3 separate regions of the Mus musculus genome follow, and regions 1 and 2 are each linked to region 3. A link is a loop called in an ENCODE intact Hi-C map of the cell type or tissue named here. Cell type or tissue: left cerebral cortex. All regions are shown on one strand.

Region 1 (2,500 bases), 380 kb before region 3:
GAGCTACACACCCAAACTCCCTTCTGGGACTTCCAGAGACAACAGTTCTACTTGGAGTCCTTGTTAGGAGATCATGAAAGCTCACCTCTCCTCACTGGCAGGATCATAGGCCAGAAGTTGGGTAGAGCAGGGTGGCCTGGGCTTGAAAGCACATCTCTTAAGAGGGTCTTCAGAGATGAAGGGGAAAGCTGTGTCACTGGTCACAGGGCCGTGCCATAACCAGGCATGTTGTGGGAAAACAGTAGGGAAGATTATTAAAGATGTAACAGCTGAATGACTGAGGGAGGGCATCCGAGGGGACGTCCCTCTCTGAACAATCTTTTATGTCTCCACCTTCAGCAATCTAGCTATGCCTCGTGCAGCCCCAGCCCTAGACTCAGCATGTCAGTCTGGCTCCTGCCTTGACTTCCGTTGTCTGGACCTAGGAATCCCCCTTCTGCCTAATAGTAGGGGCCACCCAGTATCCCTTTCTTCTTCTCCTTTAACATTTTTTAAAAAGTAGGTGTGTGTGTGTGTGTGTGTGTGTGTGTGTGTGTGTGTGTGTGTGAGTGTGCACCCGCGGACGGGCGGGCACATAGTACCCATCTCTTGGGGCTGGAGTGGTGAGCTGGATTCTGGGAATTGAACTCCAGTTCATCTGGAAGAGCAGTAAGTGCTCTTAACCCCTGAGCCATCTTCCCAGCGCCTCCTCCTTCCTCTCACAAATGACAATATCGTGTTGCTGTTTACAGTGCTGGCAAATGCAGCCTGAGCTGACAACATTCTCACTGCTAAATTTGGGTTCCGGGAGAAAGCTAGGAATCGACCACACGATATGCATGTTCCGAGAAAAGGCCATCTCCTCACTTCCTTCCTTCCTTCCTATGGTGCTCTCTGGTGACCTCTTTACCCGCCTATCTATCTAATACTCCCGCCCTCTTCCCTTTTGTTTTAAACATTCCTCATTAACAACTGTTCTTATTGCAATAGCCTGAGTCAAATCTCAAGCCTGGGACGCTTATTCCTTATAGTTTCTAGAGGTCCTTATAGATGTCAGTTGAATGGGGAATTTGCCTGGAGTCCCAGGTTCCAGTCCTGACTTACTTGTGTCTGGCTTCCCTTTCTAGCAAGTTCCAGTTCTGGTCTGAGAGAGTGACGAGGGGAGGTGGGGCCCAGGGAACAGCTGTACCTTTCTCACGCTGCCACTAGAGGGCGACAGCTCCGCGCAGGAGGCCACTCACTGTTGTGGCTGGCATTGGTCTCCTGCAAGCGAGCTCGCCCTGGGTGCGACGCCTTCCAGGAGCCTCCAGCTGCTCTGCACACCGCCAGCCCTGCTCTCCAGAGACCCATGAGTGGGTGGGAACAGCCTTCGGAGGCCAGCCTCCTGTCTCTGCTGCTAGCGCCGGTCGTGACAACTCCCCTTCTCTGGCCTCGCCTATCTAGGTGGAACAGACTTCGAAGGGTCCCGATTCAAGGGGAAATGGGGGTAGGGGGAGCGCAGGAGCTTCGGAACCACTAGCGTCGTATAAGTGGACCAGCCGGCAGAAAGATGGGGACCAGGGAACATGAAGGAAAGATGCTAGCCTTTGCCGGCCTGAACGGTGTGTCAGAACTGAAACTGGGGTTTTCGCGGCCCAACTCCCAGCTCTTGGGCTGGAACCGTCTGGATTGGAGGTTTCCTACTATGGAGTGGGGAGGACAACAAAACAAACAACCAGCCACTGCAAGAGAAAGGGACCCCTCTGGACAAGCAGCCCCACACCAAGTGTGCTTTCTTAAAGAACTACAGCTGGGGAGTTTATTTACTTGTGAGGAGGGTGGCATTTGCTTGAAAGTGCCTCTGTCCCCAGACACATTTTAAAAACTTAAAGCAGAGAGCTCGACTTCAGAGCCAGCTCTGGCAATTGGATTAACCTTTCGGGGAAAGGTTTCATTTTCTGTGTGTGGTTCAAATTCTTCAACACTAACATCTGTAATACCAGAAAGCAATCATTCACTTCAGCTGGCAAAAACGATACAAAAAAATGCAAAACAAATAACAAAACAGGAAAGGAACAAATGAAAATCTAAAAACCACACTCACAAATAAAACCTCAAATAACAGAAACTTAAAGCCAAACAAAAGCCAAGTACGGTGGCACATGCCTATAATCCCAACACTCTGGAGGCAGAGGCAGGTGGATCTCTGAGATTGAGGCCAGCCAGGGCTATACAGAGAAACAACAAACAAACAAACAAACAAACAGACAAAAAGACAGAAAACTAACAAAAATCTCCCCAAACCCAAATGAAACAAACAAACAAAAAAAAAAAAACCCACCTTCTTCAAGAATTGGGAACCAGGACCTGGAGAGGTGGCTCTGTAGTTAAGAGAACTGGCTGCTCTTGCAGAAGACCTGAATTAGATTCCCAGCATCCACCGGGCAACTCGCAACTCGAAATTTAAGCTCCAGGGGTTCCTATATCCTTTTCTGGCCTCACCAAGCAACTGCATGCACGTGATTCAAGGGCACAACACTCA
Region 2 (2,500 bases), 83 kb before region 3:
GGGCTGAGCAAGCCAGCGATGCAAGCCAGTAAGTAACATCCCTCCATGGCCTCTGCATCAGCTTCTGCTTTCTGACCTGCTTGAGTTGCAGTCCTGACTTCCTTGGTGATGAACAGAATTTGGAAATGTAAGCTGAATAAACCCTTTCCTCCGCAAATGCTTCTTGGTTTGTGCAGGAATAGAAACCCTAACTAAGACAACTGCTAAAATAAATAAATAAAATCAAGGATCTGAGACAGGAGAGAAAAGGGATGGGCAATATTCACGCCAGTTCCTGCAGTGGCAGTGAAAAGGATTGTAGTTCCCATTCCTAAGTCTCGGCACAGAGAAGCCAGGAACTACATTTCCCAGAATCCTTGACCGCATGAGAGTCAGCCCCGGGGCACACAGGGAAGTTCTCCCGAGAGGCTCGTCAAGTGAGTGGAAGGGAGCTGACCGCTTGGGCAGAAGTGCTGCAGGCGCGTGCAGAGGCCGAAGGGCGTTCCCTGCAGCTTCCTGGCGCCTGCAGCTTCCCGGTGTGCTTCTGAGGACGGCCTGCGGGGGCGCTGCAGCCCGAGCTCAGGCGTGGGAGCCAGTCCGAAGCGCTTCGTCGTGTTGCCATGGTTTCAGGGCCGAACACTTGGGTGCCACACACTGGAGCTGCGGTTCAAGCTGCTTTGTGCCCTCAGCCTTTCTGAAGATTGTGTACACCCCATATTCTCTATACTCAGTACTGAAAAACCTTTCTTTTTTTTTTTTTTTTTTTTTTTTTTGCCTTTTAACTCCAAAACTCACTTCTCAGTATCTGCTCTGTAATTGATCACGGGCAAACTGATTGGGAACGTGACTCAGGTCACGTTCGACAGGGGACCGCCCTGAAAGCATCTGGGGGAGGGAGTGGCTTTCTGTTGTCTCTGTTACCTTTAGAGATACTGTAGGACAGGAAAGGAAGATACAGCGACAGGTCACATACAAGTCCTTAAGTTGGGTCTCTGAGCGTTGGTTTGTTTGAGGCACGGTCACACCATGTTACTTCTGGCTGACCTTGTACTTGCTGTGTAGCTCAGGCTGGCCCAGAACCCACAGAGATTTTTACCCCTTTGCTTCAAGAGTGCTGGGAGTAAGGCGGCACGCTACCACTCCGTCTCCAAGTGTTTATCTGATGCTGGGTTTATTCTTTACATACATCAAATAATAATCAGCTTTTAAAAGGAGCCTGTAGTTTCTCTCTTTCGCCGCTATGTGGCAGTTTAGTGTGTTGGGTAAAGTAAATCCTGGTAGGAAAGACTGCTGAAAATGGAAACGTATCTAAAATAGCACGAACTCTAGTAGAGTTCTATTTTCCTATAGGGACGTATAAAATAGGGTATTGTTTTTGAAACTTGTCATGTGTGTCTGTGTGTGTGTGTGCGCGCGCGCGCGCACTCGCGCACAGGTTCACTCAGAGGTTCCCTGATGAAGCCAGCTCTAGGGGATTCAACACCCTTCACACACACACACACACACACACACACACACACACACAGGTTCACTCAGAGGTTCCCTGATGAAGCCAGCTCTAGGGGATTCAACACCCTTCACACACACACACACACACACACACACACACACACACACACACGGGCGGGGAACCCCAGGCTTGGGGGCAGGTGCCTTTATCTCTCCAGCCCCCATCCATCTCTTCAAACCTGCAGAGCCAGATTCCCTGGAGCTGGAATTCCAGGTGGTGTTGAGTCACCCAGCGTGACTGCAGGGAACCTATCTCCCTCTCTCAGGTGCTCTTAACTGCTGAGCCATCTCTCCAGCTGCCGCCTCCGACCCCCCATCCCCCCCTGCCATCTGCCTTCTAGGCCAAGCTCTGGTCCTTTACAACTCTGGGATCCTTTCCCGGGTCACCAGAAGCCACCTCTGGAGCCTGCTGGACACTGTCCTGCATCACAGTGCTTGGTTAGCCTTCAGTACCTGCAGTCTTTTCTCACTGCTAGAACAAAATACCTGGAATACCAGGGAGCCCCTGGCTCACTTTAGGACCCTGTTCCTTCGGTCCCTTTCACACACACATAGACGTACGCGCGCGAATGCACACACACACACACACCCTGGCTCACTTTAGGACCCTGTTCCTTCGGTCCCTTTCACACACACATAGACGCACGCGCGCGAATGCACACACACACACACACACACACACACACACACACACACACACACACACACACACTGCCAGAGAGAGATGTAGGTACTGGGAAATGAACTTGGGTTCTGATGTGGGTGCTGAGAACCTAAGGCCATCTGCAGGAGCAGCAAGGCCTCTTATTAGGACCAGCTGAGCCGTCTTTTCAAGTCACCTTTCTGGGCTCATTATTTTTATTATTTTTTATTTTTTTAAATTGAACTAGGGAGGGAGGGAAGAAAAAAGGGAGGGACAGAGAGAGATCCTTTCCTATAGTGTGGCTTGTTTCTGGACTTCCTAGTCTCTGTTCTACCACTGTGTTTATCCTTGTGCAAAACTCTCGGTTTT
Region 3 (2,500 bases):
GGAGAGGGAAAGGGAGGAGAAGGAGGAGGAGGGGGAAGAGGGGGAAGAGGGGGAAGAGGGGGAAGAGGGGGAAGAGGGGGAAGAGGGGGAAGAGGGGGAAGAGGGGGAAGAGGGGGAAGAGGGGGAAGAGGGGGAAGAGGGGGATGAGGAGGGGGATGAGGAGGAGGAGGAGGAGGAGGAGGAGGAGGAGAGGGTCCTGTACCTCTACCACATGTGAAGAAAAGCCAGTCTGCGACATCTCCAGCCCAAAAGAGGTCTCATTCTTGTTGGTGCCTAAAATAGGAGTGAGAAGATGTCAGCTCTGTATCACTGGTTAGCCCATGGGTCCCGTTTCCTGGGATACCCTGGGAACTGGGGTTCTTTTCTGAGAGGAACCCTGAGGTGAGGCTCATTCCCATCGGTCACAGGATTTGGTTGCTGGTACCTAAGGCTTATCACCACTGTGGACTCACACACGAAAGGCCACATGTGGGGAAAGCCCACTCCACAGAGGGGCCCTTGAACAAGCAAGCCATCAAAACACATTCTCATCACTGGAAGTGACCATTCACAGGAGGGCCCACTGGTTTGACTATCTGAGTTCCAGGGTTGTGTCAAGGCCCAAGCCCAAGCTTAGGAGGCCACTGTGGTCTCTGCACATGTTTGTTGAGTGCCATTTCTGGCTTGGGAGGCCACTGTGTTCTCTTTGCACATGTCTGTTGAGTGCCATTTTCACACATTGCAGACCTCTCAAGCTCTGGGATGCTCATTGCCTCTTATTTCTCTCCATAACTCTCACAGATGCTGAGAGCCCTATGTGAACCGTCCATCACAGAACCCCATGTGAGAACGGTCCATCACAGAAATACACAGCAAGAATGAGGTCTCTGCAAACAGGATTCTTTGCAGGGCTGCCCCAGATGCTGCTCTACTGGGGGATTAAATCCTGCTCTTGTTTTTTGAGACAGAGTTCCATATAACCCAGGCTCACCATGTAGCCAAGGTTGGCCTTATTCCTGCCCTCACAGGCGAGCACGCCTTGCTTGGTTTGGTTTTATGCAATGCTGGTGCTTGAAATCAGGGCTTCATGAGTGTTAGGTAAGTACTCTTCCAACTGAGCCACAGCCCCAGGCTCAAGTATGGTTTTGATCTACACATAGATATGGAGTGGTAGAGTGAGACCTTGTGACATGTACAGTCTGTGTCAGGAAATGGAGTCAGGCTGGGTTCAAACAGAGGCAGACACAGAAAATATAGGAGTACATGGTGGAATCTTAACTTAGGGAAACGGTGCATAAGTTTTCAGTGTAAGTCTGTCATAAGCACTCCTAGTACATATTTGCTAATTCAATCCCCTCACCAAACACACACACACACACACACACACACACACACAAAGTCCTCAGCAGTCTCAGAAAACCCAGCCCAGTCAGATCCAGTAGAGTGGTGCCCACTAGTGGGCAGTTTGGGTAAAGCAATGGTTTCTGCTAAACCATTGTGCTCGGTGAAATTATAGTCCTTGGACTGAGGTATAAACTTATAAGCAGGTCACCTTCCAAGCTGAAGATCCTGTCCCCAAGGGCATCAACAATGTCCTTCAGGGCCGCCTCATCTGTGACGTTGAAGAAGTGCTTGTCGTCAGGGTCGCTGGCGATGTATTTGATTTCATTTAGAAAAGTCTCTGGATTGATCCCCCTGCGGTTGTAGTAGCCCAAAACCTGCCAGGGAACAGAGGTCGGGACGACAAAACGGAATGTAGTATTGATTTCTCCACACTCACAGACCCCCACACCAAGGACTCTGAGGTGGACTGCAGCCATGAGCCTTTCTCAAGGAGACACTGGCATTTTGAAAAAGATATCTTTGGAGGTACTAATAAGACCCCTGAAGTTAGCTGGGGTTCTGGAATCTGGTAGATTGCAGTACTTGCTTTTTTTTTTTTTTTAACTCCCCGGATAAAGAAGAGAAATCCACCCCACACCCCGCTCAACCTGTTGTTCGGAGGAAGATGCCGTTTGAGCCTTTGCTAGGGAGCCAGGCTTCCTAGAATCTCAGTGTATGTGTGTTTGTGTGGGTGAGGCCAGAACCTCTGAGCATAGCCAGTGTAACCAGGCAGGGGCAGGACTTACGGCCACAGCGTATCTGGTCACGTTGTCCTTCTCGCTCTGCCGGATCACCTTCTCCAGGTCTGGGCTGTCGTGGGATTCCCCGTCCGTGATGACAATCATCACTTTCTTGGCCCCTTTTCTTCCACCCTTCTGGAAAGCCTCCGAGCTGGAACGGGACACAGGGGTGGGTCAGAAGAGAAACTCGGGGCTGGGGCAGCCTGGTGTCCTTCCTCTAGGGGGCAGCCACCAAAGCCACAACTGAGACCCCGTGGGCACTCCAACAGCTAAGGGGCTTCCACCAGTTGCTCAGCTGGGTCTTGGATGTGCATGTGCAAGTACATGTGCGTGTGTACACTGTTTGAGTGTGAGAGTGAACATTTGCATGTAGAAGCCAGAGGCTGTTGGGGCATCTC

What was found. Hi-C counts contacts between places; a loop is a spot of excess contacts. Peaks named below come from ENCODE experiments on the same cell type or tissue, not always from the same donor. Only the 100,000 strongest peaks of a DNase experiment are listed, where the experiment ranks them.
Region 1: it touches region 3 in a loop (8-fold over the local background); 2 of 42 quality-filtered maps call a loop at or near these places.
Region 2: it touches region 3 in a loop (2.1-fold over the local background); 6 of 42 quality-filtered maps call a loop at or near these places.

The regions. Positions count from the first base shown.
Region 1 is chr9:63,123,017-63,125,516 of GRCm38, reverse strand. No RefSeq gene overlaps it. Among named protein-coding and RNA genes, the nearest start is that of Gm25064, 9.0 kb to the left of the region's middle. In left cerebral cortex, a CTCF peak has its summit at 1,176 (motif pointing right); DNase peaks (open chromatin) are centred at 775 and 1,234; H3K4me3 peaks cover 662 bases; H3K27ac peaks cover 697 bases.
Region 2 is chr9:62,826,902-62,829,401 of GRCm38, reverse strand. No RefSeq gene overlaps it. Among named protein-coding and RNA genes, the nearest start is that of Cln6, 11 kb to the left of the region's middle. In left cerebral cortex, CTCF peaks have their summits at 525 and 1,202; DNase peaks (open chromatin) are centred at 474 and 1,197; H3K4me3 peaks cover 912 bases; H3K27ac peaks cover 1,204 bases.
Region 3 is chr9:62,743,679-62,746,178 of GRCm38, reverse strand. It overlaps Itga11 (integrin alpha 11), which reads right to left. Exons shown (of 30, transcript NM_176922.5): 8 at 2,109-2,253; 9 at 1,532-1,697; 10 at 203-273. Among named protein-coding and RNA genes, the nearest start is that of Fem1b, 67 kb to the left of the region's middle. In left cerebral cortex, CTCF peaks have their summits at 1,452 (motif pointing left) and 2,327 (motif pointing right); a DNase peak (open chromatin) is centred at 1,434.